2 separate regions of the Homo sapiens genome follow, and region 1 is linked to region 2. Evidence: chromatin loops called from intact Hi-C (ENCODE). Cell type or tissue: B cell. All regions are shown on one strand. Links, peaks and the distances in the headings refer to the core of each region. The heading gives the core; the rest is flanking DNA. Region 1 holds the start of LOC105371512 (a long non-coding RNA gene). Region 2 overlaps DLG4 (discs large MAGUK scaffold protein 4).

Region 1 (15,265 bases), core at 2,709-10,708, 72 kb before region 2:
CACAAGTCAATCATAAATGCCTGGTAGAGTTGGATCCTGCTCACACTGAATAAATGGTAAAGAATTCTGTGTTGTTGGTGGGACTGTAAACTAGTTCAACCATTGTGGAAGTCAGTGTGGCGATTCCTCAGGGATCTAGAACTAGAAATACCATTTGACCCAGCCATCCCATTACTGGGTATATACCCAAAGGACTATAAATCATGCTGCTATAAAGACACATGCACACGTATGTTTATAGCGGCATTATTCACAATAGCAAAGACTTGGAACCAGCCTAAATGTCCAACAATGATAGACTGGATTAAGAAAATGTGGCACATATACACCATGGAATACTATGCAGCCATAAAAAATGATGAGTTCATGTCCTTTGTAGGGACATGGATGAAACTGGAAACCATCATTCTCAGCAAACTATCGCAAGTACAAAAAACCAAACACGGCATGTTCTCACTCATAGGTGGGAATTGAACAATGAGAACACATGGACACAGGAAGGGGAACATCACACTCCGGGGACTGTTGTGGGGTGGGGGGAGGGGGGAGGGATAGCATTAGGAGATATACCTAATGCTAAATGACGAGTTAAGGGGTGCAGCACACCAACATGGCACATGTATACACATGTAACAAACCTGCATGTTGTGCACATGTACCCTAAAACTTAAAGTATAATAATAATAAAATGTTAAAAAAAAAAAGAATTCTGTGTTCACCCCAGCAGGAAAGTGAAGGAACTTAGTTGCAACCATAGTGGTGGTTCAGTATTCCAACTATTCAGGTCAACCAAAAAAAAATATATGGAATATGGAAAAATATAGAACCCAAGAAATATGGGCTGTGAGTTCAATCCCATCTGGAGAGCATGGATTTAGCAACTAGAACGGGATAGAGAGCTTCTCCCTGTGGCTCCAGGAAAATTATACTAGTGACGAGCAGCCCAGACCGCATACATTCAGTGTCAGAACTCTGTCCAGCAAGCAGCCCCAGGCAACGCCTGGCAACCCCAGGGGATACAGAATGCGAATGCTTTTCCCTCAAGAAAGTGTATTCCAGACCTAGGAAGGTTTGAAACTAAATATATAGGCAACAAAGTAAATCCAACATGTAGTATTAATACATTTGTGCCAAATTTAAGATAATCTATATTTGGTATTATAATGTGTAAGAAAATTCAGCATACTAAAAGATTTGAAATTAGCCTGTGATAGCAAATTAAAATACAAAATGAAGTACTTGATTTTAGACTCGTGCTTTCTTTTTCAGTTGAAATGTATGAAATAATTTGATTAGGTTTGTAAACAATGTTGGAATGTTGAAGAGTCCTTGAGATTCCTTATGAATATTAATTTGCCTTATTTACTTAGTTTTTGATTGTTAAAATCAAATCCTTAAAATACACCAAATGTGTAAACTCAGTTTAAAAATGTTTCTAGGCATTTAACTGCATTGTGAATGAAGCTGATTATTTAAGAGAGTTTCGTGTCTTTGACTTTCATTATTATGCAATAATCAGTGAGAAGGTAAAGTCGGTGGCTCTTATTTAGCACAATTTATTAAAAGAATAATTACGGCCAGGCACGGTGCCTCACACCTGTAATCCCAGCACTTTGGGAGGCCGAGATGGGTGGATCCCCTGAGGTCAGGAGTTCGAGACCAGCCTGGACAACATGGTGAAACCCAGTCTCTAATAAAAATACAAAAAGTTAGCCTGGCGTGGTGGCACTTGCCTGTAGTCCCAGCTACTCTGAAGGCTGAGGCAGGAGAATCGCTTGAACCCAGGAGGCGGAGGTTGCAGTGAGCTGAGGTTATGCCATTGCACTCCAGCCTGGGTGACAGAGTGAGACTCTGTCTCGAAAAAAAAAAGAATAACTACTTTTATAAGCTGAACTTACAAGAAGTTTAAGGAAAAATTAGATTTAAAATGTACTTTAACAAACTGACAATTTCTTTAAGGAAACAAAATGATAAACAGTTCATTCAGTACACAAATACCAGCATGAACATGAAAAGCTCTCCTTGACTTTAGGGTCCACATGCCAAATGGCAGGGTCCAAGGCAGGCCACCGGAGACAGCGCCCCACCCATGCCAAGACCACCTGCAGCAGCGCCACCCCGGACCCCCCTTTCACCAGGCAAGTGGACAGGGCAAACATGGACAGGCCCCCGGCACCAGTCTGAGAGGCCCAGAGGCTAAGAGGGTGGGCTTCATGCCCCGGCTACCCGTGTCCCCACATCAGGAGACTGTGCACCCCCACCACACCCCTCTCCTCTTTCCTCCTTGCTCTGTTTTTCTCCACAGCACTCATCGCCATTTGATAATGAATGTTATGTATTTCGGTTATTATCTTTCTGCACATACAGCCAGGCATGGAGACTTAGGCTCACTCAGTCCTAAATCCCCAGCACCTAGAAAGGTACCTGTGCTTGGTCTGTCCCCATAAATCTGTGTTGCATGAAGGCACTGATGGCCTCAGCTCCTGCTTTGTGCCCCTCTCCCTGTCTGGACTGCCAGCTCCCTGACCTCAGGAACTACCTTACTCACCACTCAATGTCCAAGCCCAGCACCAACCCAGAAAAAAAAAAGAGTCAGACGCATGTAAAAGTGACTCCCTGTGGGAAGCCAGGCAGGGCCTTCAGAATCAAACGTGATCTTGAATTCTGGTTCTGCCACTTACCAGCCATAAGGGAACCTTGGATAAGTGACTCAAGGTTTCTGATATTCAGTTTCTTCAGCTGGAAATGGGTATAATAATACCTGCCTCACTCGGTTCTTGTTGGTATTAAACAGGTTAATGTAAGGCAAAGTGTCTAACACTGAGCCTTTTTTTTTTTTTTTTTTTTTTTTGTATAAGCAAAGCCCTCACATTGTAGGTGCTCAGTGAAAATCAATTCCTTAACTCTCATGGTAGGTACTCAAAGAAAATCAATTACTGGCTGGGCACTGTGGCTCACGCCTGTAATCCCAACACTTTGAGATGCCAAGGTGGGTGGATCACGAGGTCAGGAGATCAAGACCATCCTGGCCAATGTGGTGAAACCCCGTCTCTACTAAAAATACAAAAATTAGCTGGGTGTGGTGATGCGCGCTTGTAATCCTAGCTACTCGGGAGGCTGAGGCAGGAGAGTCGCTTGAACCCGGGAGGCGGAGGTTGCAGTGAGCCGAGATTGTGCCACTGCACTCCAGCCTGGCAACAGAGCAAGACTCCATCTCAAAAAAAAAAAAAAGAAAAAAGAAAAGAAAATCAATTCCTTTACTCATTTTAACTTCCTCCAGTTGCTGCAGAAAAAGCTCTGCTTCCCTCCCCCTGAGCTTCAGGTGCTTGACTTATATTTACTCCCCTGGGGAATGACAGGAGTCAATATGGGCGGGCTGGAGAACCTGGCACCTGAGCCCCAGAGGAAGGCCCCAGCTTCCTGCAGCTCGGGCTGGCGGATGGGAGCAGAAGCATCAGTTCCTGGTTGGGAATTTGGAGACACCAACAATTTGGGGAACTTCAAAAGCAGGAAGCAAAAAAGATGTGAGAGAAAGGGGAAACACCAACCCTCCTAGACAGCCCCCCTCCCCACCCCCAATCACAAAAATGCGGAGCCCAGGAGAGCCAACTCCTGGGAAGGGACGAATTCCCAGTTCCTACCCCGGCCCATCTCCAGCCTGGTCCAGAACTCAGTCCTGAACCCAGCTCCCGGCTCCCACACCTCCATCAGCCCCAACCCCACTAGCAGCCTGTCCCAGGCCCAATTCTAACAAAGACAAGGGGTGGGACCCTGGAGAAAGTGGGGTTCCCCAAATCACGAGAGAATTCCCTGGCCTCTCTGCCATCTGTTTCCACTTCCCCTGGTCTCTGTCTTCCTGTGTTTATCTGCCTCATTCCGTACTTCGGCTGTTCCCTCCTCCACAGGCTCTCTCTCTGCCTGTCTCTGGCTCATTCACTCACATATTACACAGCAGGTATGTGCTGGGGAAGAGGGAGCAGGCCAGTGAGTGAAAGCAGAGGAGGCAGAGGATGGGGCCAGAGAGGGAGGCAGGGGCTGGATCACGGGGACCTCCAGGGCATGGAAGGCCGGAAGAGTTTTCTTCTCTGTGAAATAGGGAATTATTGATGAGTTAAACAAGGCGACACATAGCCTGATTACATTTTTTAAAGTCACCTTCAGGCTGCTGTATGAGGATGAACCTTTAGGGGTGAGAGTTGGCAGGGGATGTTGTTGCCAAAGTCCCAAAAGAGAGATGACGATGGTGTTTGGGACTGGAGGTGGCTGTGACAACAGTGAGAAGATGTCAGATTAAAAGCAGATCATGTCAGGGTGCGGTGGCTCACGCCTGTAACCCCAGCACTTTGGGAGGCTGAGGTGGGTGGATCCTCTGAGGTCAGGAGTTCAAGACCAGCCTGGCCAACATGGAGAAACCCCATCTCTACTAAAAATACAAAAAAAAAAAAAAATTAGCTGGGCATGGTGGCAGGCGCCTGTAATCACAGCTACACAGGAGGCTGAGGCAGGAGAATCGCTTGAACCCGGGAGGCGGAGGTTGCAGTGAGCCAAGATTGTACCACTGCACTCCAGCCTGGGCGCCAAGAGCGAAGTCTCCGTCTCAAAAAACAAAAGGGTAGATAGTGAATCTTGGAGGAAGAACCATCAACTCAGCACTGGCTGGGGAGGGCCTGTGGGCGAGGAAAGGAAGGCTTCCTGAAGAAGCTTTGTATGCTGCTGAGAAAGTGACAGCAGGGTTAACTGAGCGGGAAGAGGGGGCAGGAATGGGTTAAACGCGCAATGTAGAAAGAGGAACTGAAAGGGCCGGGCGCGGTGGGTCATGCCTGTAATCCCGGCACTTTGGGAGGCCCAGGGAGGCAGATCACTTGAGGTCAGGAGTTCGAGACCAGCCTGGCCAACATGGTGAAACTCCATCTCTACTAAAAATATAAAATTAGCCGGGCGTGGTGGCACGTGCCCGTAATCCCAGTTACTCGGGAGGCTGAGGCAGGAGAATCCCTTGAACCCAGGAGGCGGAGGTTGCAGTGAGCTGAGATCACGTTATTGCACTCTAGCCTGGGCAACAAGAGCAAAACTCCATCTCAAAAAAAAAAAAAAAAAAGAAAGAAAGAAAGAAAGAAAAGAAAAGAAAAAGAGGAACTAAAAAGAGCTCAATTTGGGATAGACGGTGTTTGTGTTTGAGGTCCCTGTTAGACCCTAAGGTGAGATGCCAGGGCAGAAGCTGAATAAACAATCCAGGCAGGAACACACACTCACACACATTGACCCCAATCCCATGAGCCCCATTGTCCTGAAGACACATCCCTGCTCCTGCCCAGCTGGTCCCTGACCCCTGACCCCTGGCTATGCTGGCCTCAGATCTGTGTCTCCTTCTCAAGTCATTGGCCCCCAGGGCCACTGTCCCTCCGTCTCCACTGGGTGCACTGGAAAGGCAGGGTGAGGTACAAGAAGCCCCATTTAAAACCATGAAATCAGCAGCTCAAACACCAGAAAGTCCCCAGCTTTTGCAACAGCTCATAAGGACTGGTGTTTCCTGCGAGCAGTGACACCCTGCAGGTTTCTAAACTCTGCTTCTCTTTGTTTTGTAAAGCAGTGTTCTATCAGTCCCGGAAAGCCCCTGGAGTGGATCACGCCTCCCTAATCTACCGTGTTCTGCATTTATCTGCATCTGCAATGTTTGTTGTGGTCTTGTTGCTAGAGGCCTCGTTCCCCCTGCCTGGTTTATAAAATCCATGTAACCCAGGATTTTTTGTGGTGTGGATACTCTACATTGAAAGGACATGCATGCTTTCTATTTTATTTATTTATTTATTTATTATTTTTATTTTTATTTTTATTTTTGGAGACGGAGTCTGGCTCTGTTGCCAGGCTGGAGTGCAGTGGCGCGATCTCGGCTCACTGCAACCTCCACCTCCCAGGTTCAAGCGATTCTCCTGTCTCAGCCTCCCGAGTCGCTGGGACTACAGGCGCTCGCCGCCACGCCTGGCTAATTTTTTTTTTTTTTTTTTTTTTTTTTTTGTATTTTAGTAGAGACGATGTTTCACCGTGTTGCCCAGGCTGGTCTCCAACTCCTGAGCTCAGGCAATCCGCCCGCCTTGGCCTCCCAAAGTGCTAGGATTACAGGCGTGAGCCACCGTGCGCGGCCGACATGCATGCTTTTGAAATACCACAAGGGCACTGGGGACTGGAAACAGGAACGGAAACAGGAAAGGTTCCCTTGTCCCCGTCGCAGGGCGTGTGACAGCGGGAATAGCTCGTTTTTTCAGAATCCCACTGCTCAAACCTCTAGGGGGAGCCTGCTGACGGGCAGCTTGTGGGGCTCCAACCCCACGGCAGCATCTGGGGGTGAATGCTTACAGCTCCTGAAGCCCCAGTGGGCGTGTGTGACGGGGGCTCTTTCAGTTTTGCCGTCTGTAGGCGGCTTGTGTTCATCAGCTCTATTAGACCTTCTGCCTCATCACAAGCACAGAGGGCTTTCTGTGTCCTGGGGTTCCTGCCTTGGTGTACTGGAAGAATGGGATCACATGTGGGCTTGGAGAATGAGTGTAAGGTTTTTTATGGAGTGGTAGTTCTCAGCGAGGTGGATGGGGTGGCCAGAAGGGGGATGGAGTGGGAAGGCGGTTTCCCCCGGCCCGGAGTCGGGCCACCCAGTGCCCGGGCCTCCTCCAACCACCTCGGCCATACTCCGCAAATCGTTCTGCTGGTCAGTGACCTGCCGGCATCCACCTGTCAGTGTACTCCTATGCCCGTGCGTTCCCCTCGACGTCCAGCCACTTCTGTGTCTGCCCGCTAGGGTCTCAGGGCTTTTATAGGCACAGGATACGGGTGTGGCAGGCCAGGATGGTCTTGGGAAATGCAACATTTGGGCATGAAAACAGAAATGCCTGTCCTTGCCGAGGTCCGTGGGCACAGGCCCGGGGGTGAAGCCCTAGCCAGAGACCCGCCCTTCTCTCCCCAGCACTTCCCTGCCCGACTCCTGTATCAGAACCAAATGGTTTTCTGTCTTCTCGACAAGATCACAAGGTTCTTTGAAGCCAAGCACAACCAGAGGGTCCTGGGGGGTGGGGGTGGGGGGGCACCATATGCCCATAGCGTGGCAGCTCTTCCCTGTGCCAGAAGCACAGAAATGAAGGGACCCTGCCTTCAGGAACAGCACAGTTAGGAGGAAAATAAGGCTGGGCACGGTGGCTCATGCTTGTAATCCCAGCACCTTGGGAGGCTGAGGCGGGCAGATGGCGAGGTCAGGAGATCGAGACCAGCGTGGCCAACATGGTGAAACCCCGTCTCTACTAAAAATACAAAAAAGTTAATCGGGCATGGTGGCGCACACCTGTAGTCCCAGCTACTCTGGAGACTGAGGCAGGAGAATGGCTTGAACCCGGGAGGCTGAGTTAGCGGTGAGCCGAGATGACACCATTGCACTCCAGCCTGGGCAACAAGAGCGAAACTCCATCTCAAAACATAAATAAATAAATAAGAGGAAAATATACAGGTTCACAAGCATGGAGTGAGTGGGACCCCAGAAATAAGGTGTCCAGGGAGGGTTTTCTGGAGAAATGGTGCCTCAGCCACCCCTGGAAGAGCCTCAGTCCAGAACCTCACCCTCCAGAGTTTCCACCTACACACCTGCCTGTCAAAAGACAGCAAACTCCAGGAGAGCCACTTGCCACAAGTATATAGGATCTAATATGTTTGTTTGTTTTCATATAAAATTAATTTCAAATTAAATATTCCTGGATGATGAGGAGTTACCGAATGGGTACAAGGTACATTTGTTTGGGTGATGGAGATTCTAAAAGCCCTGAGTTCACCACTCCACAATCTATGCATGTCACAAAATTACACTTGTTTCCCATAAATTTATAAAAATAAATAAAGCTGGGCCGGGTGCCGTGGCTCACGCCTGTAATCCCAGCACTTTGGGAGGTTGAGGTGGGTGGATCGCCTGAGGTCAAGAGTTCGAGATCAGCCTGGCCAACATGGCGAAACCCCATCTCCACTAAAAATACAAAAAAAAAAAATTAGCCGGGCACGGTGGCGGGCGCCTGTAATTCCAGCTACTCAGAAGGCTGAGGCAGGAGAATCGCTTGAACCCGGGAGGTGGAGGTTGCAGTGAGCCGAGATTGCGCCATTGCGCTCCAGCCAGGGCAACAAGAGCGAGACGCGGATCTTTTGAGCCCAGGAGTTCAAGGCTGCAGTGAGCCATGATTGAGGCACTGCATTCCAGCCTGGGCGACAGAGCCAGGCTCATCTCAAAAACTAAAAATAAAGAAATTCTGACACATGCTACACCATGGATAAACCTTGAAGACATTATGCTGAGTGAAATAACCCAGTCACACAGGGACAAATATTGCATAATCCCACTACCTAAGGTAGTCAGATTCATAGAGACAAAAAGTAGAATGGTGTGGTCGCCAGGGGGAGGGGTTGGTGGGCGGGGAATGGGGAGTTGCTGTTCCATGGATTTAGAGTCTCAGTTTCACAAGATGAAAAGAGTTCTGGCCGGGCGCGGTGGCTCACGCCGGTAATCCCAGCACTTTGGGAGGCCGAGGAGGGCGGATCACGAGATCAAGAAATCCAGACCATCCTTCCTGGCCAACATGGTGAAACCACGTCTCTACTAAAAATACAAAAATTAGCTGGGCGTGGTGGCGGGCGCCTGTAGTCCCAGCTACTCAGGAGGCTGAGGCAGGAGAATCGCTTGAACCCAGGAAGCGGAGGTTGCAGTGAGCCGAGATCACACCACTGCACTCCAGCCTGGCGACAAAGCGAGATTCTCTCTCCAAAAAAAAAAAAAAAAAGATGAAAAGAGTTCCATGGATGGTTGCACAGCAATGAATGTGCCGCGTGCAACAGAAACGCATACTTAAAAACGGTTAAATTTTATGTGGTGTGTATTTTACCACAATTTTTTATGTAAAAGGCAAAGTTTTAAAAATTACTGCAATCAGTATTAAACCTCATTTCATATTTCTAGTTTACTCTTTCGCCCTTAGGAAGTTGGGTTTTTTTCTTTTTTCTCTTATGTTCCCAACATCAGGATAGCAGCGCCACCGTGTGGTCACAGCTGCAGGTGCCAGTCTGAAAGAAGAGAGACTCCCCTGCACCCCAACTATTTTTTAATACAGGTTGAGCGACCCTAATCCCAAAATCCAAAATCCGAAAGGCACCAAAATCCAAAATTTTCTGAGCCACAAGTGGAAAATGTCACACCTGACCTCATGTGACAGGTTTCAGTCAAAATGCCATCGAAACTGTTTCATGCACAAAATCATTTAAGATAATATATAAAATTACCTTCATAGCCTGGACAACATAGCAAGACCCTGTCTCTACAAAAAATTTAAAAATTAGCCAGGACTGGTGTTGCACGCCTGTACTCCCAACGACTCGGGAGGCTGAGGCAGGAAGATCACTTGAGGTCAATCAATCTGCATTATACTTCTAAGTAGCTGAAGTGAAACATTAAACAGTAAAGAGATCATTCTTACATAGCTAAGAGTATTCAATTATTCAGCTCCTGAGAACTATTTGGCTACACTTACTTATTATCTTTCTTTTGCCAACTGGTAAGACATCCTAGCCTGAATCACAAAAACACTTTCTGGTTCACATCTTAGAGTCGAAAAAGGCTTGCGAAGCCCCTAAAGGTGTTGAGGCAGCTTGGCCTGAGACCGTGATAGCTTCTGTTTCATCCCCAGATCTATTACATGGAGTTCAGAAACCAGGACGATTGCATTTATAAGCCCCAAATTTAAAAGATTATTTGAAAAAGAGCTTCTTGAGTTTTACTCTTGATACACTAAATGCAATCCACAGCCTCTCTGCCCTAACAGACTTTCGTGTTCCTTCCCTCTTTTATAGTAAAATTAGGAAGTGGGGAGACGGGACAAGTAAGTAAGGGAATCTGCACAGGCTGAGCAACCCCACCCTCAGCCTTGCTGAGTTCTCTCCACCCAGAGGACACTGTACTCCTGCTCTGGGAAGACAGCGCCTCCCGCCAGGGGATTCCGCCAACCACCGCTCCCTGCAATCGGGGTTACCAGTGATGATTCTTCCCCCAGCATCACCCTACGGTGTCTTGGCAGCCTGCCTCCTTCACAGACTGCCTCGAGAGTCCCTCAGAGCTATTTCCTTAAAGACCAAATGCGAGCATATCTTCACTGACGGGGTTTCAGAGCCTCACTTTGCAAGTTTTGAGGCAGAGGCTCAAACTAATTTTGCTGAGAAGGACAGGAGAGCTGAGAGAAAATCAAACAGAACGGCGGCTCTCCTCCCATTCATGGCATGTAATGCTCTGGGCCCAGCTACATCTGCCATGGCCTCCAGGGACCTGCTGGAGGGGTCTCCCAGCCCCACCTGGTATAAGCCAAGCCTGCTCCAGACTCAGGATCTGCCCAGAGGGCTGGGATCTCACAGCCTGAGGTAAGCATGAGTCAGTCTGAATGTAATCTACCCTCCCTACACCCCTTCCCAGCCCCAGCCTCTCTGAGGGGTCTCATAGCCACCCAGCCTGCCTGTGACCTTTGCTGGCTATAGCTTTTCTTCCCATTAACTTTTTTTGTTTTGTTTTTGAGATGGAGTTTCACTCTGTCGCCCAGGCTGGAGTGCAATGGCGCGATGTTGGCTCACTGTAATCTCTGCTTTCCAAGTGCAAGCAGTTCTTCCCCCTCAGCCTTCCAAGTAGCTGGGACCACAGGCACCCACCACCATGCCCGGCTAATTTTGGTGTTTTTAGTAGAGACAGAGTTTCACCACGTTGGCCAGGCTGGTCTCGAACTCCTGACCTCAGGTGATGCGCCCGCTTCGACCTCCCAAAGTGCTGGGATTACAGGCGTGAGCCACCATGCCCGGCCCCCATTAACTTTTAATAATAAAACATGGTGGCCAGGCGCGGTGGCTCACGCCTGTAATCCCAGCACTTTGGGAGGCTGAGGTGGGCAGATCACGAAGTCAGCAGATGGAGACCATCCAGGCTAACACGGTGAAACACCCCGTCTCTACTAAAAATACAAAAAAATTAGCCGGGCGTGGTGGCGGACGCCGGTAGTCCCAGCTACTCCGGAGGCCGAGACAGGAGAATGGTGTGCACCTGAGAGGCGGAGCTTGTGGTGAGCCGAGATTGCACCGCTGCACTCCAGCCTGGGCGACAGAGCAATACTTCATCTCAAATAATAAAATAATAATAATAATAATAAAAACATGCTGCCTGATTACAGGAACTTAAACTTGTTTTGTTTACCCAAGCTGACATGTAAAAGTTACTAATAACTTCTTTGTCTAGGCAAGTTAGCAAATGACTTTGTAAGCACTGAGCAGCTCCCCTTAACTGTTTAAGTGGGAAGCCAGCCGTCGCCTACCCCAGGCAGGGGAGGCAGGACTTCTCCAGTGGCTCAGGGGAGACTGCCCTTCTTTGCCAGTTTTGGTTTGCAGACAGGTCACTGAAAGGTGGGGCCAAAAAGCTTCTGTGAAGCAAAGAAATTTGAGACCCTAGTCCCTTTCTTTTGGAGATCTAATGTCCTTAGAACCTCTGTGATGAACAGAGGCTCTAGCTGAAGTCCACTGACGGGGAAAGGCACCAAAGGGCCCGAGGGAAGCCCATCATGACTGAAGAGGAAATAGAACAAGTGACCCTGTGTCTTAGTCAGCTTGCACTGCCATTGCAAAACACCACGGACTGAATGGCTTAAACAAAAAAAAAACATTTCTTTCTCACAGTTCTGGAGGCTAGGAAGCCCAAGGTGAAGGTACCGGCAGATCCAGTGTCTGGGGAGGGCTCACTTCCTGGTTTACAGACAGCCACCTTCTTGCTGTGTCCTCACGTGGATGAGAGAGCACACTCTGGCCTCCTTCTCTTCCAACAAGGGCACAAATCCTATCGTGGGGACCCCACCCTCACAACCTCATCTAAATGTAATTATCTCCCAAAGGCCCCACCTCCAAATATCATCACACTGTGGAGTAGGGCTTCCACCTATGAATCCGGGGTGGGGAGGACAGAAACATTCAGTCCCTAGAATCCTGTATCAGTGCTAAGGCCTGGTAGGGTTTGTGAGGGAAGCCGCGTTTGGCACAGGCTGAAGGTGCCCCCTCACCAGATAGAGGCTGAGAAGATGTGCTTTGAGGACCTCTGCTGAGCAGGGCTATGAACTGAAGTGTTTTTTCCTCTGGAGCCCGAGGACACGGTGCAGTTGCTCAGCAGCACTAAGGAGGGACTGGGTGTGCCCTGAGCAAGCTGTCATTGGGGGTTAAAGACTGAAACTGTCACAGCCTAGGTGCCTAGTGGCTTCCGGGACAGAGCTAAGCAGGGCACAACAGGGGTAGACGGTCTGTTCCATTAAGCTTTTGAAGCTCGTTGTCTGAGGTAATACCCAAGGTTCATCGTCTCATGCCAAGGAAATTGAGGATGCAGGCACACACGACGAGTGAGTTTAAGAGCAGAGGTTTAATAGGCAAGAGAAAGAAAAGCTCTCTCTCCTGCAGAGAGGGAGGGGCTCCCAAGTCGGTCTTCTGGCTCCGAGGTGAAATGCACTGGGTGTTATAGGTGAGCTTGAGGAGGCAGTGTCTGATTTGGAGGTTTTGCCTTGTTTTGTTTTGTTTTGTTTTTGAGACAGAGTTTCGCTCTTGTTGCCCAGGCTGGAGTGCAGTGGCACGATCTCGGCTCACCGCAACCTCTGCCTCCCAGGTTCAAGGGATTCTCCTGCCTCAGCCTCCCGAGTAGCTGGAATTACAGGCATGCACACCACGCCCGGCTAATTTTTGTATTTTTAGTAGAGACGGGGTTTCACCATGTTGGTCAGGCTGGTCTCAAACTCCTGACATCAGGTGATCCACCCGGCTCAGCCTCCCAAAGTGCTGGGATTATAGGCGAGAGCCGCCGCACCCACCCGGCCAGGCAGTGTCTGATTTACACAGAGCCCAAAAGATTGCGGGACCAGGTATGCCATTTACATAGTGCAAGAAGAAGCTGGCCGCCCCACCCTAATCTTTTATTATGCAAATGGATTCTCTACCTGGTTGGCATCATGTTGCTGCTTCCTTTACTGTACAGGTGGTTGATAAGGAAAAGGGAAGATGAAGCCTCCATGTTGAACATGCCTGGCCCCAGGTAGCCTTTTCCGATTGGCACGGCTGCCGCCATTCACCCGTTCAAGCTTCCAGCTTGCCTGTCAATGTCTGCAGCTCGATTTTACAGGCTGCTCTTTGTTAGAAAAGAAATGATGTGGGGGCTGCTTTTTGTTAAAAGGGATGCCTTACCGAGGACTCTCTTACCCTCACCAACTGCCTAAGTAATTTCTTTTTAGCTCCCGTATTACTGCATCAAACTATAGCCAGATCCACGGTGACTACAGCGCAGCCACGGCAGGGGTGGCCTCTGGCTGAGCGGGACTTGTTTGCAGCAGCAGCATCTGGTGGCAATCGCAGAAATAAGAAGGCAGTCGAGGCCGGGCACAGTGGCTCATTGCTCATTGCTTGAACCCAGCAGGCAGAGGTTGAAGTGAGCCAAGATCGCGCCACCGCACTCCAGCCTGGGCAACAGAGTGAGACTCCGTCTCAAAAAAAAAAAAAAAAAAAAAAGAATTTCGGCATTTGAGAAAAGGCTTAAGAATCTGGCATTGAACAGGCTATCCAGCCCAAAAGGGACCTCACCTGCTTTGTTGATTGTTGAATGGCCCAACTACATCTGGTTGCAGTGGCAAACGGCTGACCTCCACGAGCAGCTGAAAGTGCCTCCTGCAAGTGACCGACTCATCCAGGCCTTGGACCGAGAAAACAGCTCCTCAACTGCATCAGCTGGACCATGGTACAGACCAGAGACAGGGCAAGAAAAGAAGCAGAGGCTATTGGCCCGTGCAGAGAAGAAAGCTGCCGGCAAAGGGGGCATCTCCATGAAGACCCCAACTGTCCCACGAGCAGGGTTAACCCCGACAGCACCTTGGTGGAGAACAAGAAGCCTCAGCTGGTGGTGACTGCACGTGACTCTCGTCGAGCTTGCTGTCTCTCTGTCTGCGCTGTGTCCTACAGTGGGGTTCCCTTACTGCGTTATCCAGGGGAAGGCAGGACGGAGATGCCTGGTCTGCAGGAAGACCCCAGAAAAGACTGTCACCTTCACACAGGCTCACTGGGAAGACAAAGCAGCTCTGGCTAAGGTGGCGGAAGCTATCAGGACCGATTACAATGGCAGGTGTGACGAGATCCACAGTCACTGGGGAGGCAATGGAACCTCCTTTGCAAAAATTATAACTGAGGAAATTATGACAGTGAAAGAAATCAGACCTAACCGACTCCATCTTGCGTCTAACCTTTAAGCTGTCCTTGTCCATTCCTCGGCGTGGGCTGAACAAACTTCGGGGAGGAATTCAGCTCGTGGTTTGACTCTGAAACAAAATTGATAATAGCCCTTAACCGAAAAGACTCTTCTTGCCTGGGGACCAGTCTGCCTTTGCAAGACTAACAGATTAGCTACGAGATCAGAAATTGTAGTTTAGGGGTCATGCAGACTCTGACTCTAAGAGTCGGAACTTCCCCACATTGCTCCTGGGAATAACATCACTATTGTAAAACCTAAGATCAGTACTTGAGATACTTTTCAGACCCTGCACTCGATAGATCAGCTGACACCACCCAGACTCATAATCTGACCTAACCAGTTCTGCCACCGCACCCAGGAACAGAAGACAGCAAGAAAATCTCACTTTGATCTCCTATGATTCCGTCTCCAACCTGACCAGTCAGCGCTCCTCACTTCCCAAGCCCCTATCCGCCAAATTATCTTTAAAAACTCTGATCTCTGAATGCTGGGAGACTGATTTGAGAAATAGTAAAACTCTGGGCCGTGTCACGTGCGTCCGAGTGAAGAGCCCACCGAACAGGCTTTGTGTGAGCAACAAGGCTATTTATTTCACCTGCGTGCAGGCGGGCTGAGTCCGAAAAGAGAGTCAGCAAAGAGTGGTGGGATTATCACTAGCTCTTACAGGTGTTGGGATAGGCGGTGGAGTTAGGAGCAATGTTTTGCAGGCAGGGAGTGGATCTCACAAAGTATACATGGGTGGGGAGAATTACAAAGAACCTTCTTAAGGTTGTGGGAGATTACAAAGAACCTTCTTAAGGTTGTGGGAGATTACAAAGAACCTTCTTAAGGTTGGGAGAGATTGCAAAGCACATTGATCAGTCAGGGTGGGGCAGAAACAAATCACAATGGTGGAATGTCATCAGTTAAGGCTATTTTCACTTTTTTTGTGGATCTTCAGTTGCTTCAGGCCAC
Region 2 (15,265 bases), core at 3,407-11,406:
AAAATTAGCTGGGCGCAGTGGCAGGGCCCTGTAATCCCAGCTACTCGGGAGGCTGAGGCAGGAGAATTGCTGGAACCCGGGCGGCAGAGGTTGCAGTGAGCCAAGATCGTGCCACTGCACTCCAGCCTGGGTGACAGAGTGAGACTCCATCTCAAAAAAAAAAAAAAAAAAGTTAGCTGAGCATGATGGCACTCGCCTGTAATCCCAGCTACTCGGGAGGCTGAGGTGGGAGGATCGCTTGAGCCCAGGAGGCGGAAGTTGCAGTGAGCCAAGATCACACCACTGCACTCCAGCCTGCTGGGTGACAAAGCAAGACCTGCCTCCAACAAAAAAAAAGCAAAAACAAAAACAAAAAAACAGCCCTATGTCAACCTGTTGGTTACTCTCTGAGGTAGCTGGTACATGAAAGGGAGGATAAATGCATGCCTCTCTCTGCATGCCTCTTTCCATTCATTCACCAATTTCAGAATGAATGAGATTGCCTAGCATCCTCCAATTTTTTTTTTAATTATTTATTTTTTTGGGATGGAGTTTCACTCTTGTCGCCCAGGCTGGTGTGCAGTGGTGCGATCTTGGCTCACTGCAACCTCTGCCTCCCAGGTTCAAGGGATTCTCCCACCTCAACCTCTCCAGCAGCTAGGATTACAGGCACCCACCACCACGCCTGGCTAATTTTTTGTATTTTTAGTAGAGACGGGGTTTCGCCATGTTGGGCGGGCTGGTCTCGAACTCCTGACCTCAGGTGATCCGCCTGCCTCAACCTCCCAAAGTGCTGAGATTACAGGCATGAGCCACCGCGCCCAGCCAAAATATTTTTAAGTATTATTATGATCTTAAAGATTTTAATATATTTAACGAGTTTTCACTGGACAGTAGAAGCACCTTCAGTTTGGATCCTGTGTCTTTGCTGAGACCCTATTAGTCCTGGATACCTTCCTTGCTCTCTAGTATGAAAGAAGTTAGAAGCTCATCTTACAGATTTATTGCCAAAGATTTTAAATTGGCTGGGCACGGTGGCTCAGGCCTGTAATCCCAGCACTTTGGGAGGCCGAGGTGGGGGGATCATGAGGTCAGGAGATCAAGACCATCCTGGCTATCACGGTGAAACCCCATCTCTACTAAAATATACAAAAAAATTAGCCAGGCGTGGTGGTGGGCACCTGTAGTCCCAGCTACTCGGGAGGCTGAGGCAGGAGAATGGCATGAACCCGGGAGGCGGAGCTTGCAGTGAGCCAAGATCGTGCCACTGCACTCCAGCCTGGGCGACAGAGCGAGACTCCGTCTCAAAAAAAAAAAAAAAAGAAAAGAAAAAAAAAGATTTTAAATTGACCCTTCTTCCAAGGAGCCCAGGTTCCTTTTGTTAGGTTATGGTATTTAGGAATAGTACCACATGATTTTAATATGGTTTTACAGTATTATTTCATATTTTGTAGGGGCTGCCACACCTCATTATTTGTTTCCAAAATGTCTTAGCTTTTCCACACAAATTTTTCCAGTCAAACTTTAGTGTCAACCTTCCAAGTTCCCAGTAGGGAAACAACATTAAAATTCTGATTAGGATTGAATGGAATGTAGATTAATTTGGAGCCGGTTGAGATCTTTAGCATATTAAGTTTTTCCATCCAGAGACACGGTGTGACTCCTCACCCCTTCCAGTCTTGTTTTATGTCTTTCAGTAAAGTTTTGTCATTTTCTTCATACAAATCTTACATTTCTTGTCAAGTTTCTATTTCTAATAATTTTATAGAAATTTTTTCTATGGCAAAAGGGGGCTTTTTATTCACTACATTTTCTTATTGCTGGGAAGTTACTAATTCCTGTTATTTATCTTACAAATAGCCACATTCCTTTTTTTTTTTGTCGTTTTTTGAGACAGAGTTTCACTCTTGTTGCCCAGGCTGGAGTGCAATGGCGCGATCTCAGCTCGCCGCAACCTCCGCCTCCCAGGTTCAAGCAATTCTCCTGCCTCAGCCTCCTGAGTAGCTGGGATTGCAGGCATGCACCACCATGCCCGGCTAATTTTGTATTTTTAGTAGAGATGGGGTTTCTCCATGTTGGTTAGGCTGGTCTCGAACTCCCAACCTCAGGTGACTCACCCATCTCGGCCTCCCAAAGTGCTGGGATTACAGGCATGAGCCACCGGCGCGCCCAGCCTGTTTTGGTTTTTTTTTTTTTTTTTTTTTGAGATGGAGTCTCGCTCTATCGCCCAGGCTGGAGTGCAGTGGTGAGATCTTGGCTCACTGCAAGCTCCGCCTCCCAGGGTCAAGGAATTCTCCTGTCTCAGCCTCAGGATTAGCTGGTATTACAGGCGCTCGCCACCACACCCAGCTAATTTTTTTTTGTATTTTTAGTAGAGACAGCGTTTCTCCATGTTGGCCAGGCTGTTCTCAAACTCCTGACCTCAGGTGATCCGCCCGCCTTGGCCTCCCAAAGTGTTGGGATTACAGGCATGAGCCACCTCGCCCAGCCAACAAATAGCCACATTCTTAACTTTGCATATTTTTCCAGTTAATTCACTTAGATTTTGATCTAGATGCACAGTAGTATAATTTACAAATAGAGATAACTTTTGTTTTTCCCTTCCAAATGTAACTATTCTCCTTGTCTTGTTACACTGTCTGAAATCTCTAAAGCAGTGATTCTCAACCACCATAATTTCGCTGGGGCAATTCTGTCATAACATTTTTTAATTGTTATGACTGAGGGGGAGGAGTACCATTGTCATCTGATAGACAGAGGCCAGGGATGCTGCTTAATATCCCACAAGGCACAGAACAACCCCCCACAATGAAGAGTTATTGGGTCCAAAAATGTCAGGAGTAACACTGAGAAACCCTGCTCTAAAGCAATGAAGAATAATAGCAGTGGGAAGAGGCATCCCTGCCCTCTTTGTAAGTTAACGGAGGCCGGGCGCGGTGGCTCACGCCTGTAATCTCAGCACTTTGGGAGGCCGAGGAGGGCAGATCACCTGAGGTCAGGCATTCGAGACCAGCCTGGCCAACATGGTGAAACCCTGTCTCCACTAAAACTACAAAAATTAGCCAGGCGTGATGGTGGGCACCTGTAATCCCAGCTACTCGGGAGGCCGGGGCAGCAGAATCACTTGAACCTGGGAGGCAGAGGTTGCAGTCAGCTGAGATCACACCACTGCACTCCAGCCTGGGCAAGAAGAGCGAAACTCCATTTCAAGAAAAAAATTAAAATTAAATTAAAAAATAAGTTAATGGACACACTGCTAAAATTGTATCATTATAAAATGTTTGTTACTGGTTCCTGATAACTAGTCTTCACCATCTTAAGGAAAATTTCTGTGTTCCTAGTTTACTAAAAGCTTTCATCCAAAAGAGATGGTGAATTTCACCAAATGCCTTTTTCACGTCTATTTAAGATAATCACATCGTTTTCTCCTCTCGCTCTGTCACCCAGTCTGGTGGGCAGTGGCGCAATCATTGGCTTACTGCAGCTTCCAACTCCTCGGCTCAAGCGATCCTCCAGCCTCAGCCTCCCAAGTAGCAAGGAGTATAGGCACGTGCTAATTTTTTTAATTTTTTTAGAGACAGGATCTCGCTTTGTTGCCTAGGCTGGTCTCAAATCCCTAGCTGGTCTCAAATCCTCCCACTTTGGCCTCCCAAGTGCTGGGATTACAAGCATGAGCCACCACACTTAGCCTCCCGTAACGTTTTAATATATGAATCATATTAAGAGATTTCCTAATATTGAGCCATCTTTAGTTTTCTGAAACAAACCCTATGTTATTCCCTTAACATGCTGCCATGTTTGCTTTGCTACTATATTATTGTAAACTCTTGTATCTCTATTCAGAAGCAAAACGGGTCTATACTCTCCTTATTTTACACTATCCTTGTGACCATTCGAACTGGCCTTATAAAATGAAATGTGAAATCTTTTATCTTTTCCTGTACTCTGGAAGAGCAGAAGAATTATCTATTCCTTGAGAATTTCACAAAATTAGCCATAAAACCAACCAGGCTTTGTGCCTTCCAGGAGAGAGATCGTTGACGATCTTTTCTAGTTCTTTTATGGTAATTGATTTTCCATCTCTTCTCCAACAACAGCAAGGATCAGAGGTTGTGGCTATTTCATAGGGAATATCTGAAGAGGGACAGCTACAGGGATGTCGTGGGACTGCATGTCATGGGTTAAACGGGATGGGTCATGGGGAACTTTGGTGTTTGAAGGGCTCTCACAGGTTGTGATGTCTGGGGGAGCATAGCTGTCACTCAGGTAGGCATTGCTGGGCTTGGCCACCTTTAGGTAGACAACATCATACGTGTTCTTCAGGGCTGCCACAGCATCTTCATGCATGACGTCCTCTAGCCCCACACTGTTGACCTGGAGTCAAGGAAAGCAAAGCTCAGACAAAGCCACAAATGGCCCAAGACAGAAGCACTGGGGTGAAGTGATGAACTTGGGCCTGCCAGGGCTAGTAGGTGAGACCCAAATCTGGGCTAGAAAATGGGCTAGATGGAGTCCTCACCGCCAGGATCTTGTCTCCAATCTGCAACCTCCCATCCTTGTGGGCAGCACCCCCTTCGATGATCTTTGTTACATAGATGCTATTATCTCCTGGGATGTGCTGGTTCCCTACGCCCCCTGCGATGCTGAAGCCAAGACCTGGATGGAGGGGAGGCCAGAGGTGGGTGCCCAGGAAGCAGGCTTGGGGGCACAGGACAGTTGGGATGGGGGTGGGAACAAAATGAGTTACTACCTTTAGGCCCCTTGATGAGCTTGATCTCCATGACCTTCTCAGCCGGGGGCTTCCGGCGCATGACATAGAGGCGAACGATGGAGCCTGCCTCTTTGAGGGCTTCCACCGCCGCTGAGTGGGTCACCTCGCGCACGTCCACTTCATTTACAAACAGGATGCTGTCGTTGACCCTGGGAGCAGCAAGGTGGGCCTGAGCCAAGAGCTTCCTGCTGCCCTGGCCCTCCCTCTCCAGGGACCAAGCAACCTAACCCCTGTCTCCTCTCCCCACCTGAGGCGGCCATCCTGGGCCGCAGCCCCACCAGGAATGATCTTGGTGATGAAAATGGATGGGTCGTCACCGATGTGTGGGTTGTCAGTGCCACCTGCGATGCTGAAGCCCAGACCTGAGTTACCCTGGGTGAAGGAGGGGAAGAGGGTCAGCTCCCCTCACTGCCCAAGTCTGGCAAGGCAAGTGGGGTGGGAAATGGCTTGGAGCAGCCAGAGGAGGAAGGCACAGGGTGAGGGGCTAGCCACCCAGACCACATGGCAGAAAGAAAGGTACAGACGGGAGGCCACGGGGACTGCCGATGGAGGAGCCTGCTCACCCTTTCCAATGTGATTTCCTCGTATTCCATCTCCCCCTCGGTCCCGTTCACCTGCAACTCCAGCACGGGACAGAAACACAAAAGCAGTGAGACAGACATTCCTGTCTGACCACCTGCCCGTCATCTGCTGCCCTCCCTTACTCCCTCCTTCCTTCTGCAATGGCCCCAGCCCCAAAATCTAAACAACTCACATATCCTGGGGCTTCTAGGGTATCTGTGTTGACAATCACTGGGGGAGAATTGGCCTGTTTGGGAAAACAAGAGACAAAAAGCAGCCTGAGCCTTGACTCGAGAGGGAGCCCATAACGGAGGGTCCCATCAGCGTGGCTACCCTTTCAGCCTCTTAGCCAAGCCCACTCCGCCACCCTGAGAGCTGCTCAAGGGCCCAGCCTCAATCCACATCACACACACGCACACGCGTGCACATGCGCACGCGCACACACACGCACAGATGCACACGCGCAAGGATCTAACTCTGCCCAGCCCGGGGCCCCCTGCATGTGGAAGGAGGTGTAGGAGAAGCGGGAAGGGAGACAGCCAGACGGAGAGGGGAGCAGCAGATGGCAAAGAGTGGGGAGAGGGGGGTAGGCTTGGGGGAAGGGAGCTTCTCACCGGATGTAACACCACAGGGTGTTACATGCCTTATGTGCTACACATGGACACCCCAGGGATCATGTCCACCGGGTCCTGGTCCCCATTTCCTGCCCCATCCCCCCAACCCCCCATATCTACCCAGATATTTTCATAACCCTCCCCTAGACTTGCCCCTCACTTTCACAGACATTTGCCCTAAACCCTGCACCCCGGGAATCCGGGGTTCCCCAGCTGCAGGCCCCTCCCTCGGTCTCACCAACCAGCCGTCCAATCCACCCCTTCCTCTAAGGACCGTGTTGCCTAGCAACGGTATCTAGGACCAGTCAAGACCCGGGGAGACCCACCTCCAGGAGGCCCTGTCGTCAGGACAACAGGGGGGTGGGGCGTGGCCTGGGGCCGACCAAACTCCTGAGCGCAGAAGGGATCCGCTAGCCCCGCCTCTCCTGCCCTGGGCCCCGCCCCACGTTAGCCAGGCCGAGAGGAGGCCGGGCTGAAGAGGTTTGTGGGCGCAGCGCATCCTGAATAACCTGCCTTCCTCGCTCCCCTACGCCCCTCACCCTACGCAGTGCAAAGGACGTCAGGAACTGGGAGTGGTGAAAGACATCCGGGTCCTATCCCGCTCATCTACTCCCTCCCCCCACTTCATTCGGGAAAGGGTTAAAGTGGGGCGTGCCCAGGTCCCTGACGTCAATCGCCTGGTCTCTAGACTCCCAGGCGGGGCCCGCTTTAGCCCGGTCCTAGGGGCTTCCCCAATTGCCAGGGCAACCGAAGCCACGTCTCTATGGCAATGGGGGGAGGCCGCCAAGAGCCTCCTTCCGGGGTCCCCAACCTACTTCCTCCTTAAAGAAACATGTATTTGCAGTCGCCCAAGCGCAAGGATTCCCCAGTCTCCTTCCCGCTCTCCCCGTCCAAAGGGGTCCCTCCCCTCTCCTACTGCTATTTCTCAAGCCTACAAACTACCGACCATTTTCAAGCTGTATCACAGATTTCACACCCATAAATCTATTAACACCACCCTCCAACCCTTCACATATCAGCAAATGCTGTTGTCCAACCAACAGTCACTGACTGCCAAAATCTCATCCACGTGTTCATCCCCCATCCCACAGCCCGTCCCCCATCCCACAGCCCGTCCCCCATCCCGCAGCCCGTCCCCCATCCCGCAGCCCGTCCCCCATCCCGCAGCCCGTCCCCCATCCCGCAGCCCGTCCTCCATCCCATAGCCCGTCCTCCATCCCATAGCCCATCCTCAATCCCCATCCCCATCCCTATCCTGGAACCTCCTTCCCAGCACACCCACCTTCATCCACTACGACATTCATTTGCTTCCCATCCCTATCTCTGCCCGCATCCCACATGCTCCATCTCCATCCCTGTCTCGCCCTTCAACATCCATCTTCCAACCCCAGCCTCCATTCTCCATCCGCTTCCCTGGCCCTGTCGCACCCTCCAGCCCCATCCCTTACCAATGTGGCCTCATCCTCCATCCCAATTTCTTTTTTTCCAGAGACAAGGTCTCGCTGTGTCACCCAGGCTGGAGTGCAGTGGTGTGATCATAGCTCACTGCGGCCTTGAACTCCTGGGCTCAAGCAGTCCTCCCACCTCAGCCTCCTGAGTAGCTACAGGCACATGCCACCCCACCCAGCTACTCCATCTCAATTTCTGATTCCCCAGAGAGTTTATCACCATTCTCCCTTACCCTACCTTCATACCCTCAAGATTATTCTCAAGTAACAATCTTACACTTCTCAATCAACTCCCCTCTCTTCTGAAAATTGGGGCTTCTCCTGTTCCCCAGGTGAGGCCTTGTCCTGAGACCTCCACCCCATGCTTATGGCCTCCAACACTCTCTCCCTCCACCCCCTTCTGCTCCTGAGCTCTGATCAGCAGCAGCTCTGTACTAACTACCACCCCTCAGGCTCCCTACCTCCTCTTCCCCCTGCTCAGGGATTTAATGGCCCTGCCTTGCACAAAGCATCTCTAGTCTTCTTTCCCTCACTCCTAGCATCCACAGAATTCGCACAAACACTCTGTACCATCCCTGTCTCCAGGGCCTTCCTTTCCTTGCTCTGTCAGCCTCATTCACTGCCCTGATCTCACAGTCTTATCCCTATCTGGCCCCTGACCCAGGACCTCTTACCCTTCCTATCCCCCAACTCCTCTCTTGCCAGTTCTAACTCCAGAACCTGCTTGCCCGCTCCCTAGGCTCAGAGACCTCCTCCCCATCTTCTTGGTGAAATGTCAGCAACCTCCCCCTTCCCAGAGCATCCCACAACATCCTAGAATCCCCACCCTGACCCCACAGTGTCCCCTCAATCTCACAGCTTGCCTGGTGCTCTCCAGTCCTCCCCATCCTGTGTCCCCAGAAGAGGAGATGGAGGAAGGGGAAGATGGAAAGTGGACTGGAGAATGGAAGGTCCCAGAAACCAGGCCTCCCGGGACTGGAGAGAGGAGGACGCTGTGAGCAGAGAGGAGAAAGGGAAACAGGTGGTGGGGGATGATGGAGGGGGCAGAGGGGGATAGAAAGAAGATATGGCAGAGGTGAGAACCCAAGAGGATGAGAGAGGGGAGGAGGAAAAGAGGGAAGGTGAAGATGAATAGGCAAGAGGGAACATGGGAAAGGGGAGCTGGCTGATGGAGGGAGAGGACTGATGAGGGAAAGGACTGATCAGGCCCCAGCGGCCTGGGCTGGGGATCAGGGAGAGGGAGAGGAGAATGCGTGGGAGGAAGAGAGAGACAGCATCAAGAGCCAGCCAGCCAGCCAGCCAGCAGGGAGGAAAGGCTGCAGAGGGGGAAGAGAACTCAGGAGTGGAGCAAAGCTGGGGCAGGGGACGAGGCAGCAAGGCCCCACCATGTGAAGTCTCAGGCCAGACAGATGGAAAGAGCTGGAGACTTGGGGACAGGGCGAGCCAGGCCCAGAGGCGGAGGTAGGGGGAGGAGGCGGGGAAGGGACAAGAGCAAATGAGGGCAGCAGGCGCTTGGAACAGAGCTCTGGACACAGAAAATGGAAATGGAGGTTGGGGGTGTGAAGGAATGAAGAGGTCCCAGGCGTGGGGGCCTCTTGGGGGATGCACACACCTCAACACACACGCATACAGCACACGCACAGGCACACAAACGGCGCACGCACGCACACACACACACAGCACACACACAGGCACGCATGCATGCACACACGCACAGGCACACACACAGCACACGCGCACAGGCACGCGCGCACACACACATTCTTGCTTTAGGCTTTACATCCACTCCCATTGGCCTGGCCTGTTTCTCCTCTGTGGGACCAAGGTGTTTCCAGCCCCACAAACGCCCCCTCCCCCAGACCCCAGGAGCCCAAGCCCCAAACCCCCGCCCCCAGTCCCAGCATCCCCCTCCCCACGGCTCTCTCTCACCCTACCGGCCCTTAGGGATTGCTGCAGCTCCGAGGCTCCGAGGGCCGCACTGGGGAGGGGGCCACCAGGGTCTCCTACCTTGAAGGGGGAGAGGTGGGCGTGGCCCACGACCCCGTGGCCAGCCTCGAGGTGGGACAAGTTCCTCTCCGCCACGTGCACCAGCTCGGGGGCGTTTACCTGGTTGGGGAGGTGGGCCGGGCTGTGCTCCAGAGGGGGCGTGTCTTCATCTTGGTAGCGGTATTTCTGGGGATGGGGACGGAGGTGTCACTGGGGCCAGCCCGGTGCCTCAGGCTCCAGGCTGGCCGCCCTGGCCGCCGCCTCTTCCCCCAGCCAGTGCAGTGCGGAAGGCCCTGGGGCCTGACCAGCTCCTCCCCCTCCCTCTCCTCTAGCCCATTGGCTCCCCTCTCTCCACTCTCCCAACAGCCCCCTCTCCCGCCAGGGCCTCAGCACCTCTCATCAATCCCCAGGTCCCAATCCCATCCCCCAACTCCTACTCCTCACATCCTGGGACACTGGCCTTCTGGTGGGCATAGCCCCTCTGGCATCTGTGTCTTCACCCCTTTCCCCACCACCTTCATCTTCGAGTCCCTCCAGCTTCTCAGAGCTCTAGCCCCGACACTCACATCTCCATTCTCTGCCTCCAGTCCCCAACTTCCTTGCTTCTCTCACCATCTCAGACTCACTCTTGTTCTAGCCTCCCCTCCCCTACCCCTCTGGCTGCTCCTACTCTGCATGGCATCCTCCCCGCGCCCCACCTCCATGGCCTCAGTCTCCCCATTGCAGCCTCTACCCCACAGGTGATTGGCTCTCCTTTACCTTGCACTCCTTAGGCAAGGACTGAAGTCACCCCTTCCACCAGAAGGTACTTGGTATCAGCCCCCGAGACAGGACAAGGCTAAGCCTGTCCAGTTCACTGCCCTTGCTGGTTTCCAAGCAGTCAACAGAGGGGCCCCGGGAGTCTGGCCCTACCCCTGCAACAGCCCACAGCCCAGCCAGCTAATCCGGTTATGCTATAAGGGCATGGGCTGGGGGAGGAAGGGGAAGAACAGAGACAGCAGGGCTCAGGACAGGGGCAAGAATGGGTGCCAGCCTCCCTGGTTGGGGAGGAGGGTAGCATGCTGAGCCTCAGAGTGAATTTCTGGTCTCCCTCTGCTCTTTTGGGGTGAAAGGCCCAACATGACCCCTGACTCCCTGCCCAGTTAATCAGCTGCCATCCCAAGGGCCTCCTGTGCTAGCTTAATAGGGACAACAGTAAAATGAGATTAACTGGGGGCCAGAGAAGGAGGAAAAGGGCAGATGGAGACAGCAGAAGAAGACAGCGTTTCTGCCTGGGTCCTTCCGTGTCCGCCTCTGCCCTCGCCTGCTCCTCTCCTCTGGAACGGGCCTCCACAGAGACTGACCCTCCAAGCTCCAGGTTCAGGAAGGGGAAGGTATCATACGCAGGGATCCCTCAGGAACTGAAGAAGACAGAATGCACCGCCCAGTACACATGGGTAAAAAGAGAAGGCACGGCAATCCCAGCACTTTGGGAGGCTGAGGCAGGCAGACAGCTTGAGCCCAGGAGCTGGAGTTGGAGACCAGCCTGGGCAACACAGTGAAACCCTGTCTACAAAAAATACAAAAATTAGCCAGGCATGGTGGTGCACACCTGTAGTCCCAACTGCTAAGGAGGCTGAGGTGGGAGGATTGCTTGAGCCCAAGAGGTGGAGGCTGCAGTGAGCCATGATCACGCCACCGCACTCCAGCCTGGGCAACAGAGTAAGACCCTGTCTCAAAAAGAGAGAGAGGCCAGGAGCAGTGGCTGATGCTTATAATGCCGAGGTGGGTACATCACCTGAGGTCAGAGACCAGCCTGGCCAACATGGTGAAATCCCATCTCTACTAAAAATACAAAAATTAGCTGGGCGTGGTGGCACATGGCTGTAATCCTAGCTACATGGGAGGCTGAGGCAGGAGAATTGCTTGAACCTGGGAAGCGGAGGTTGCAGTGAGCCGAGATCATGCCACTGCACTCTAGCCTGGCGACAGAGTGAGACTCCATCTCCAAAACAAAAAAGAGAGAGGGCGAGCAGAATTTCCCTCCCAAAAGTTTCTGAGAGGCTGAGAGTGCCCTAATACTTAGAGGGCAGCAGCTGCGAGATCAAATGGGAGGAAGCTTATCAAGGTCAATGGCCAATCCTTGAGTAGGATTCTGAAAATGTTAAAGATGATGAATCAAGGCTGAGAATATAACACAACTTTGGCTGTAGAGTAAGGGTACAGTAAGAGAATGGGAGAAGGGAAGTGGTCCTGTCAGCACGAAAACTCTCAAACCCAGAACACAGAGACAACTCAAATCAAGAAGCACCCTGATACATTTAAAGAGTCTTAAAGAAGGAAAACGGGCTCAGCAAGATTGAGTCTATTCTCTGGGCCACAGACTTGGAGAGAATCCTGAACTCCAGATTTCAATCCGATGGGCACAAAAAGTAGAGAAGGAAAATAGGAGAACACACAAAATAGCCCTCCTCCAAGGCTGAGCTGTCTTGAATAAAGGAGTTCTATGAACCAACAGAGACTGTTCATTCCACATCCTGAGAAGGTGGTCTTCTACCTGGGCAGTGCACAAGCTGAGGGGCAAGCCCCAGAATTGAGACCTGGGGGAAGGGGTGGAAGCCGCTCTCCGCTATCCACTCTTCCTTCACAAGGCCTCCAATTCCCTGCAAGGTAAATTAGGACCAAAGCTCCAAGTTTTGGAGTCTGGGGGAGGGTTTGAGTCCAGTGCCTCTCCATCTTCACTCCACCTCAGAGAGAAAATTCCTGAATCTGAGGAGGAAATGTCAGCGTGCACCCAAAGAAAATGGAAACATGAGGAGGGCCATTTCATCATTTATTCTAGGGAGGAAATGAAGGTAAACTTTTATCTCAGCGAGCCCCCAATACCTCTCCCTGCCCCACCCCCATGGAGGGAGGGTGGTGTCTGGCACTGAAGAAAAGGCTCCTCAGGATTGGGAGGCAACATGGAGAAAATGGGGAACAAGAAATGGGTGCCAGGGTTTCCAGAATGTGGCTGGAAGAGGTTAGGGACTAGGTTCAGTCTCTGGAAATTTTCGACGTACATGTAGGGGGGCGGGGAGAAACGTCGGGAGGGGTGGGGGTGGGGGCGGGGGAGAGTAATTCTGAAACTGCAGACTGGGGGGCTGGGGCGGTGGGGGATCAGCACCTCTCAGTCTTGGATTACAGGGCAACTAAAGCAGGACGGGAAAGGAGGACCCCCCCCATCCTTTATCCTACTGGGACTCAGGGCCCTAACCCAGACAACTCAGATGCTACTGGGACATATCTGCACCCCCAATATATTAGGGCTTAAAACAAGTAAAAGGCCTGGGGAATGGGGGACACGGACGGAGTCGCTGTTGTTCCTTCCCCTTTGGCCCCCTCCTCACCAGAGCCCCAGTTGCACAGAATGACCTGGAACTGAGGCTTGCACCCCCAAAACATAGGGGTGTGAGTCAAAGTGAATGATAAGAGGGGCGACCCACGGCGCCTGTCCACGAGAAGTTGCAACCCAGAGACCCCGCACCAAGCAGAAGGAAGAGCGACAGCGCTTGAAGCTTGCACCCTGATATTTGCGGGGGTCCGGGAAGGGGGAGCGGGCCGGAGCCCATACCGCGGCACGTACCACGCAGAGACACATGGAGGCGAATCTGTTCCGAGCCGACATGGAGAAGGGGAGGGGGACTGAGGGAAGGGGGTAGGTGGGATATCAAGGGTCCCGGGGGTTGGGGGAGGGGGAGGGGCAGAGGGGCGGGGGCTGCGGCGGCCGCGGCAACTGGAGGCTGCGGCGGGGGGGGGGGGGGGGTGACGGCGCCTGCGCAGTAAGGAAGAGCGTCACGTTGGGAGAGAGGGGTGAGGGGAGACCCTCTTAGCCACCAACTTCCCTGGTTCACGCTGTTTCTCTGTGAACTTCACTTTCCACAGTATACTTCTATTCCGACCCCTCTACAATTAAAGACAGACTTAAATTTACCAGTTTATCTCTCTAGTTCTCAGGGACCCCTTATTCCATCCCATCTAATCCCCCAACCCCAACATCGCGAGACCCCAAACCATTCCAAAACCTCACTGGACATCTCGTCACTACTGGCCTCCCAGAGTCCAGGGAAACAAACAGCACTTCTCTCACAAGAACCCCCAAGGGATCTACACTGCCTCTCCCACCAAACCCCCGCAAGATTGGTGCTGTGGATAGCATCTCCTCAGATTCCAAGGCATCTCCTACTCTAACCAGCATAGTTCTCCCCTGCAGTCCAGCCCCACCTGATAGGCAGCCCATGTTTCTTCAAGAGTTTAAGGAACCACAGAGCCTTGTTGGCCCCCCAAATTAATATATGCTAAATCATCCCTTTCTATATCACATCTATCTCCCAATCCACTAACAGGGATGTTGCAATTAGTGCAAATATTACTCTTGCTCTAATATAAACATCCAAATAACAAGTCCTCTAATTTGTTGGGGATCCCCTGTCCAAACCCCCGAATCTAATAAGATACTCATGACTTCCTAATATGCCAGTCTCCAAATCCACACCAGAACCCAATTTCAGGAAATATTTAATCTACTTTAAAGCAGACCCTCCAAATTAAATAGCAATCTCGTCAATTTTTTCCAAAACTCTTATAAAAAGAAATGTAGACGGGAAGATCGCTGGAGGCCAGGTGCCCAACACCAGCTTGGGCAACATAGTGAGATCCCATCTCTAAAAAAAAAAATTTTGGCCTGGCACGGTGGCTCACACCTGTAATCCCAGCACTTTGGGAGGCCGAGGCGGTTGGATCATGAGGTCAGGCGTTCCAGACCAGCCTGGCCAAGATGGTGAAACCCCATCTCTACTAAAACTACAAAAATTAGCCGGGCGCGGTGGCAGGCGCCTGTAATCCTAGCTACTAGGGAGGCTGAGGCAGGAGGATGGCTTGAATCTGGGCAGCAGAGATTGCAGTGAGCCGAGATCGTGCCACTGCACTCTAGCCTAGGCGACAGAGTGAGACTCGGTCTCAAAAATTAATAATTAATTAATTAAAAGTATTTTCCTTTTCCTTTTCTTTTCTTTCTTTCTTTCTTTTTTTTTTTTTTTTTTTTGAGACAGATTCTCGCTCTGTTGCTCATGCTGGAGTGCAATGGCGCGATCTCGGCTTACTGCAACATCCGGCTCCCGGGTTCGAGTGATTCTCCTACCTCAACCTCCCGGATATCTGGCATTACAGGCGCCCGCCACTACGCCCGGCTAATTTTTTTGTATTTTTAGTAGAGACGGGGTATCGCCATGTTGGCCAGGCTGGTCTCGAACTCGTGACCTCACATGATCCGCGCGCCTCGGGCTCCCAAAGTGCTGGGATTACAGGTGTGAGCCACCGCACCCGGCACCTCCTCTCCTTTTCTTTACCCCTGAGGTTCATAGATTACACCCTTTTCTGTCTGCCCAGAACATCCCCTCCACGATTCTGAATTCCAACTTTGTCGGAAGATTGCTCCCAAATATATCTTCTCCACACTCAGGCCTCAAAAAATACACACCAAAGATACGGCCGGCAATCTGCAATGACCCACAAATCGTCCAGAACACTCCCAACCGCCTCCTTCAGGTCTCTTCAGAGATTTCCATTTTCTCCCAAACAACTTAACCTGAAAGCCTCTCTTCCAAATATTCTCCCATTGAACGCCCACCCTTCCAGCTCTTAAAACCCAGTGAGGGGTCTCCTCAAATCGGCTGACTTCTATAAAATGCCCATACATGGTAGAAATGACGACTTCCCTAGAATCTCACCCAAGCGAGATTGACCCCGTTGATCGGCATCTGTTACATGCGCCCCCAAGATGACCCCCAATGTCCTAGTTTCATATCTGGTAGGAAGGCTTGGATCACCAGAGGATCCAAGGAGTCAGTGCGGAAGGGGCTGGACTCAAATTTCCTTCTAGAATAGAA

What was found. Hi-C counts contacts between places; a loop is a spot of excess contacts. Peaks named below come from ENCODE experiments on the same cell type or tissue, not always from the same donor. Only the 100,000 strongest peaks of a DNase experiment are listed, where the experiment ranks them.
Region 1: a loop joins it to region 2, with 17 times the contacts of the local background. A loop is called at or near these places in 3 of 110 quality-filtered maps.

The regions. Positions count from the first base shown.
Region 1 is chr17:7,127,374-7,142,638 of GRCh38, forward strand. LOC105371512 (a long non-coding RNA gene) reads left to right here and starts at 3,874. Exons shown (of 3, transcript XR_934191.3): 1 at 3,874-3,955; 2 at 9,865-10,425; 3 at 13,305-13,390. It overlaps LOC124903910 (a long non-coding RNA gene), which reads right to left and starts at 15,251. Exons shown (of 2, transcript XR_007065600.1): 1 at 15,102-15,251; 2 at 14,876-15,070. It also overlaps the pseudogene RPL7AP64. RefSeq lists enhancers at 3,585-4,122, 6,253-6,362. In B cell, for the core only: CTCF peaks have their summits at 6,280 (motif pointing right), 9,065 (motif pointing left) and 9,274; DNase peaks (open chromatin) are centred at 3,448, 5,578, 6,268, 9,048 and 3 weaker places; H3K4me3 peaks cover 2,115 bases; H3K27ac peaks cover 3,823 bases; H3K27me3 peaks cover 1,120 bases.
Region 2 is chr17:7,198,695-7,213,959 of GRCh38, forward strand. DLG4 (discs large MAGUK scaffold protein 4) reads right to left here. Exons shown (of 20, transcript NM_001321075.3): 2 at 9,480-9,545; 3 at 5,505-5,558; 4 at 5,314-5,373; 5 at 4,998-5,122; 6 at 4,730-4,899; 7 at 4,499-4,635; 8 at 4,209-4,353. Among named protein-coding and RNA genes, the nearest start is that of DLG4, 11 kb to the right of the region's middle. RefSeq lists enhancers at 6,476-6,525, 12,335-12,849, 12,850-13,364. In B cell, for the core only: no CTCF peak of the experiment used is centred there; DNase peaks (open chromatin) are centred at 6,507, 6,577 and 9,023; H3K4me3 peaks cover 1,512 bases; H3K27ac peaks cover 3,031 bases.